2 separate regions of the Homo sapiens genome follow, and region 2 is linked to region 1. A link is a contact called in ENCODE Hi-C or POLR2A ChIA-PET data. All regions are on one chromosome and are shown on one strand. Each heading gives the region's core, a stretch centred on a gene start or an enhancer-like site at or near the end of the contact. The rest is flanking DNA. Distances are from core to core; before and after follow the strand shown.

Evidence for each region. Hi-C counts contacts between places; a loop is a spot of excess contacts on that map. ChIA-PET counts read pairs that join two places held with the same protein, here RNA polymerase II (POLR2A). Pooled maps may share reads with other maps.
Region 2: a pooled map shows a loop between it and region 1 (7-fold over the local background). The contact joins the promoter of C6orf136 here to the enhancer-like site in region 1. A Hi-C loop is called at or near these places in 4 of 50 pooled maps. POLR2A ChIA-PET finds 5 or more read pairs at or near these places in 13 of 52 experiments (A673, Caco-2, GM10248 and 10 more).

What each region holds. Positions count from the first base shown.
Region 1 is chr6:30,596,020-30,598,877 of GRCh38, reverse strand. No RefSeq gene overlaps it. Among named protein-coding and RNA genes, the nearest start is that of MIR877, 13 kb to the right of the region's middle. Within about 2 kb of position 1,382, at least 4 of the 41 ENCODE cell types and tissues checked have a DNase peak (open chromatin) inside an H3K27ac peak, as active enhancers do.
Region 2 is chr6:30,645,758-30,648,615 of GRCh38, reverse strand. C6orf136 (chromosome 6 open reading frame 136) reads right to left here and starts at 1,483. Exons shown (of 6, transcript NM_001161376.2): 1 at 770-1,483. The coding sequence starts at 1,384. It overlaps ATAT1 (alpha tubulin acetyltransferase 1), which reads right to left. Exons shown (of 13, transcript NM_001413067.1): 11 at 2,642-2,721; 12 at 2,507-2,549; 13 at 1,795-2,147. The coding sequence ends at 1,973.

The DNA.
Region 1 (2,858 bases), core at 133-2,632:
TGTAATCCCAGCACTTTGGGAGGCCCACATGGGACGATCACTTGAACCCAGGAGTTCAAAACTACCCTAAGCAACATAGGGAAACTCCATTTCCCCATTTCCGCGCCTGGCCTCCACTCTTAAACCAGAAATTAAAGCTGGGCGTGGTGGCTCACGCCTGTAATCCCAGCACCTTGGGAGGCCGAAGCAGTTGGATCACCTGAGGTCAGAAGTTCGAGACCAGCCTGGCCAACATGAAGAAACCCCATCTCTACTAAAAATACAAAAATTAGCTGGGTGTGGTTACTGGCGCCTGTTATCCCAGCTACTCGGAAGGCAGGAGAATCGCTTGAACCCAGGAGGCAGAGGTTGCAGACTGCACCACTGCACTCCAGCCTGGGCAACAAGAGTGAAACTCCATCTGAAAAAAAAAAGAAAGGATACATCACTCTGGGGGGAGTGTGTGTGGCAGATATGGGGCAGTTGAAGATATTAACATGTTTTAACATGTGGGTTGAGAATGGCGGTTTTCAAGTCTGTTAGCATTCATCAGGATCATCTGAAGAGCTTATTAGAAAACAAATCTGGGGCCGGGTGCAGTGGCTCATACCTGTAAACCCAGCACTTTGGGAGGCCAAGGCGGGTAGATCAGGAGGTCAGGAGTTCGAGACCAGCCTGACCAACATGGAGAACCCCCGTCTCCACTAAAAATACAAAAATTAGCCGGGCGTGGTGGCGCATGCCTGTAATCCCAGCTACTCGGGAGGCCGAGGCAGGAGAATTGCTTGAACCCGGGAGGTGGAGGTCGTGGTGAGCCGAGATCGCACCATTGCACTCCAGTCTGGGTAACAAGAGCGAAACTTGGTCTCAAAAAAAAAAAAAAAAAAAAGAAAGAAAAAAAAAAACAAATTTGGGTTGGATGCAGTGGCTTATGCCTGTAATCCCAGCACTTTGAGAGGCCAAGGCGGATGGATCACCTGAGGTGAGGAGTTTGTGACCAGCCTGGCCAACATGGTGAAATCCCATCTCTACTAAAAATACAAAAATTAGTCAGGCATGGTGGCTCGCGCCTGTAATCCCAGCTACTTGGGAGACTAAAGCAGGAGAATCACTTGAACCCGGGAAGTGGAGGTTGCAGTGAGCAGAGATCACACCACTGCACTTCAGCTTGGGTGACAGAGCCAGACTCCATCTCCATCTCAAAAAACAAAAACAAAACAAAAAGAAAAAACAGACAGATTGGGGGTAGGGTCCAGCAAAATTCTGATTTAGTAGGTCAGGATGGATCCCGAGATATGCATTTCTAACAAATTCCCAGTTGCTGAGGCTGCTACACTGCCCTGGAATACGTGTCTCAGCTGTATTTCCAGCATTGGCCACATGAGGGGGCAACAATGTTTTATCAGTATCTGAAAGGCCTCACTGCATGTAGGCCCAAAGTGGGTAGTTTTACCTTCCCCTTGCCCAGGCTTGGTGTGTGTGGGCGGAGGTGTTCAGGTCAGTCTGTTGTTGCTGTGTGCACTGGGAGAAGACCTGAGAAGACATAATCTAAGGACCAGGCTAGGGCGTGAAATACCAAAGAAGTATACAGCTCAAGTGAAAAAACCCAAACATGTCACAACCTAGTGGTCACAACTTTGTGTCTCTTTCTGCTTCCATTTACTGCCTGCTTCTCACCTTTCTTCTATCTCCTGCAACAAGCCACAAGAACCTTAAAAGAGAGCTTAAAGTTTTTACTGTATTTTAAGAATAAGCTCGGCCGAGCGCGGTGGCTCACACCTGTAATCCCAACACTCTGGGAGGCCGAGGCGGGCAAATCCCAAGGTCAGGAGATGGAGACCATCCTAGCCAACATGGTGAAACCCCGTCTCTATTAAAAATACAAAAATTGCCAGGCGCGGTGGCTCACGCCTGTAATCCCAGCACTTTGGGAGGCCGAAGCGGGCAGATCATGAGGTCAGGAGATGGAGACCATCCTGGCTAACAAGGTGAAACCCCTTCTCTACTAAAAATACAAAAACTTAGGTGGGTGTGGTGGCGGGTGCCTGTAATCCCAGCTACTGAGGAGACTGAGGCAGGAGAATGGCATGAACCCGGGAGGTGGAGCTTGCAGCGAGCAGAGATCGCGCCACTGCACTCCAGCCTGGGCGACAGAGCAAGACTCTGTCTCAAAAAAAAAAAAAAATTAGCCGGGAGTGGTGGCACGCACCTGTAGTCCCAGCTACTTGGGAGGCTGAGGCAGGGGAATCGCTTGAATCCAGGAGGCAGAGGTTGCAGTGAGCCGAGATAACGCTACTGCATTCCAGGATGGCGACAGAGCAAGACTCCGTCTGAAAAAAAAAGAAAGAATGAGCTCATTTTCTTTCAAATCATTTATGAAAATTCGGCCAGGCGTGGTGGCTCACGCCTGTAATCCCAGCACTTTGGGAGGCCGAGGCGCGTGGATCACCTGAGATCAGGAGTTCGAGAGCAACCTGACCAACATGGTGAAACCGTCTCTACTAAAAATACAAAAAATTAGCCGGGCGTGGTGACTGGTGCCTGTAATCCCAGCTACTCTGGAGGCTGAGGCAGAAGAATCGTTTGAACCCAGGAGGCGGAGGTTGCAGTGAGCTGAGATCGTGCCATTGCACTCCAGCCTGGGTGACAGCAAAATTTCATCTCAAAAAAAAAAAAAAAAAAAATTCAAAGAAACCTGTTTTTTTTTTTTAGACAAGTTTCACTCTTTTGCCCAGGCTGGAGTGAAATGGCACGATCTTGGCTCACTGCCCCCTGGGTTCAAGGATTCTCCTGCCTCAGCCTCCTGAGTAGCTGGGATTGTAGGCACCTGCCACCACGCCTGGCTAATTTCTGTATTTTTAGTAGAGATGGGGTTTTAC
Region 2 (2,858 bases), core at 234-2,733, 50 kb before region 1:
CAGCCTGGCCAATATGGTGACACCCCATCTCTACTAAAGATACAAAACAATTAGCCGGGTGTGGTGGCGGGAGCCTGTAGTCCCAGCTACTCGGGAGGCTGAGGAAGGAGAATTGCTTGAACCCAGGAGACGGAGATTGCAGTGAGCCGAGATGGTGCCAATGCACTTCAGCCTGGGTGACGGAGCAAGACTCCATTTCAAAAAAAAAAAAAAAAAGATTCCAACACTGGGGGCAGTTTCACCTCTCTTATCGCAAGAATCATGTAATACATACTTGATGAGTTAACGAATAACAGGTTTTATTGTACTGTGGATTAAATGCTGTGGCCTGTACATCTCCATGATTAAGTGTGCGAGGCAAATGTACAGAGAAAAAAGAATATCCAGCTGAAGCTAGGAATCTGAATTCTATCATGTAACTTTAGGCATTCTCATTCCCTATGCCTCCGCTTCCTACAAATGTCCTATAAATGAGAACAATAAAGCCTCACTGGGTTATGAGGCCTATATGAAATAATGAATGTAAACAAAACGTAGCGACCTAGAAAGCAGTACATAAATGGAAGCTATTATCATTTCGGGCCCCTCTAATGACAGACACAACCTCAGGAGACAGTTAAAGGCTGGCCTTCACTCTCCTGGGTTTACCGACGTTGAAACTGCAAGGGGAGGTCACCCAAAGTTAGGCCTCACCCGAGTCCCTCCGCTCCCAAGGAACCCCCCAGGGGATCGTCTCACTGCAGGGAAGGCGGGCGGACCGCTCGGGTACCTCGGTCCCCGATGGTGTCCTAGAGGCGCCGTCTCTGCTGGGGGCGTGGCCATCTTGCCAGCCCGGGCGCAGGGGCCCGAACCGGGTGCACACTGGCCGGCCTTCCTGCCAGGACCGCTCTCCGAGTGCAAGACGGGCGGGCTGCTGAGGGCGCCCCGCGGGTCTGGTCTGGGCCGGGGAACTCCGGGACGGCGCCGCAGCAGGGCTACGAATCTCTCGGCCCCTGCCCTTCAAATCACCTCTAGGCACAGGTAACCGCGGAGAGTCGGGCGCAACGCAGACGCGCCCCGCTGCCTGGCCTTGACCCCGCCTGACCGCCCTCAAACCTGGGAGGACCGACGTCCTTGCGCGACAGGCCCGGCAGCGCCTCCCTCCCGCTCCCGCGACCCCTAGCCTGTCCACGCGCTGCAGGGCACAGGTGGGAAGGGGCGGCGGGTGTCTCTGCGCCTGCGCGGAACCCAGCGCGCGCTCCGCCCCACGCACCGGCTTTGAGGAGGGTCTCTCCCCGCCCCCTCTCCTCCCTCCCTCTTCTCCTCCGCTCACCTGGGGTCGAGCCTGGTAGGCGCGCAGGCAAGGGCCGAGACGCCGGGCCGCACCCCGGCTGGGCTGGTACATGATCTTCCGGGAGTGGAGAAGGAGCCTCCTGAGTCCGACCTCCGGCCTCCTCACAGGGGTGAGCGCGCCCCAGAGCCGGCTTCGTGAAGGGGAAAGGAGGCCGGGGCGGGGGGGTAGGGGGGGAAGGGGCTGAGGGAGGGAAACGGAGATGTCCCGCGCTTGCGCACTGCAGGCTCGAGGGAAGCGGCTGAAGCGCTCTGTCGGCTGTAAGCGCGCCTGCGCCCGCGGGCTCGGAGACTGCCTGAGTGCGCTTGCGCAAGTTACAGCCTCCCCCGCCCCCCCAAGCGCTGTATTCACAGCTGAGGCCTTTGAGCAAAAAGCTGAGCAAAAACAGGGCTGAAGGCTGAATGGGTGCAACGACAGTGAGGGGTGAGGCGGCTGAAATAATGAGTCAAATTTTTCAACAGCTCTTGTGATAAAAATAAATACTTTTATTGGTCTGGTTAAAAGATACAAATGACTTGAATCTGATAAGCCTGCTGAATGAATGAATGAATGAATGTATCCATCTATTATGAGGGTTGGGCTTTGGCTCTTTCCTGTAGTGAGGGAGAAATAATACTTTGAAGATGTTTGACGGGGCTGCGGTCACCAAGGCCTGGTGCTGCGACGTTCCTGCAGGTTTCGAATGAACCTGGCGTTGAGTATGTCCCCACCCACTGTCCAGGACTGGGCTGGCGGGGCCGGGGCCTGTGGAGGAGCTGTGTGCATGGGCTTCTCCCCAGACCCATCCTGTGACAAGGCCTGCTCCTCACTGGCAGACCTGGTAGGTGGGGAGATGGAGAGTGGGTTATAGGAATACTAAAGAGGAAATTAAGATTACAGACTCTTCAAGGTCTCGGGCCAGGTTTTAATGTAGGACACATGATGGGTATGAAGCTGGAACCATTAGTGCTATGTCCAAATTTAAAACCTCTCAGAGAATCCGTATTCCAAAGGGAAGTACCAGAGTTGAACCTGTGGGGGAAAGGGGCTTGCAGGATGTAAGGTAGAAGGAATTGTGGGAGGAGCTGGTGTCCAGTTCATACAATAAGATTTAAGAGTAGGAAGTGACTGAGAATGATGTTAGGAAGGGAGTCAGATGGTGGTGGGAGGCTGTTAGGGGAGGGGTTTAGACCTCACCTATTCTTTGTTTCCTGTTCTCCCTGCTTGGAGTCTTGGTTGCCTGTGGAAATATCAGGCATGTGAATGGGAAGGCAGGAGTAGACAGTGAATGTGGCCTACTTGATTTGAGGGTAGGGAGGAGTGAATACTTACCTGTATTGGGGGATGAGGAATTCACCCCCCCATGGCGGCTGTAGCAGCAGCTTTGGGCTACCAGACCTGGGGGAGTCCCCCTGTAGAAGAAATGGGAGATGATGGGGAGGAGGCTACTGGATGAAAGATGGGTGGGTATGGAGGAATCAGAGGAGAGGAGTAAAAGGAATAGCACAGGAACAAAGAGAAGGGGGTAATTATCATTCCTAACAGGTTT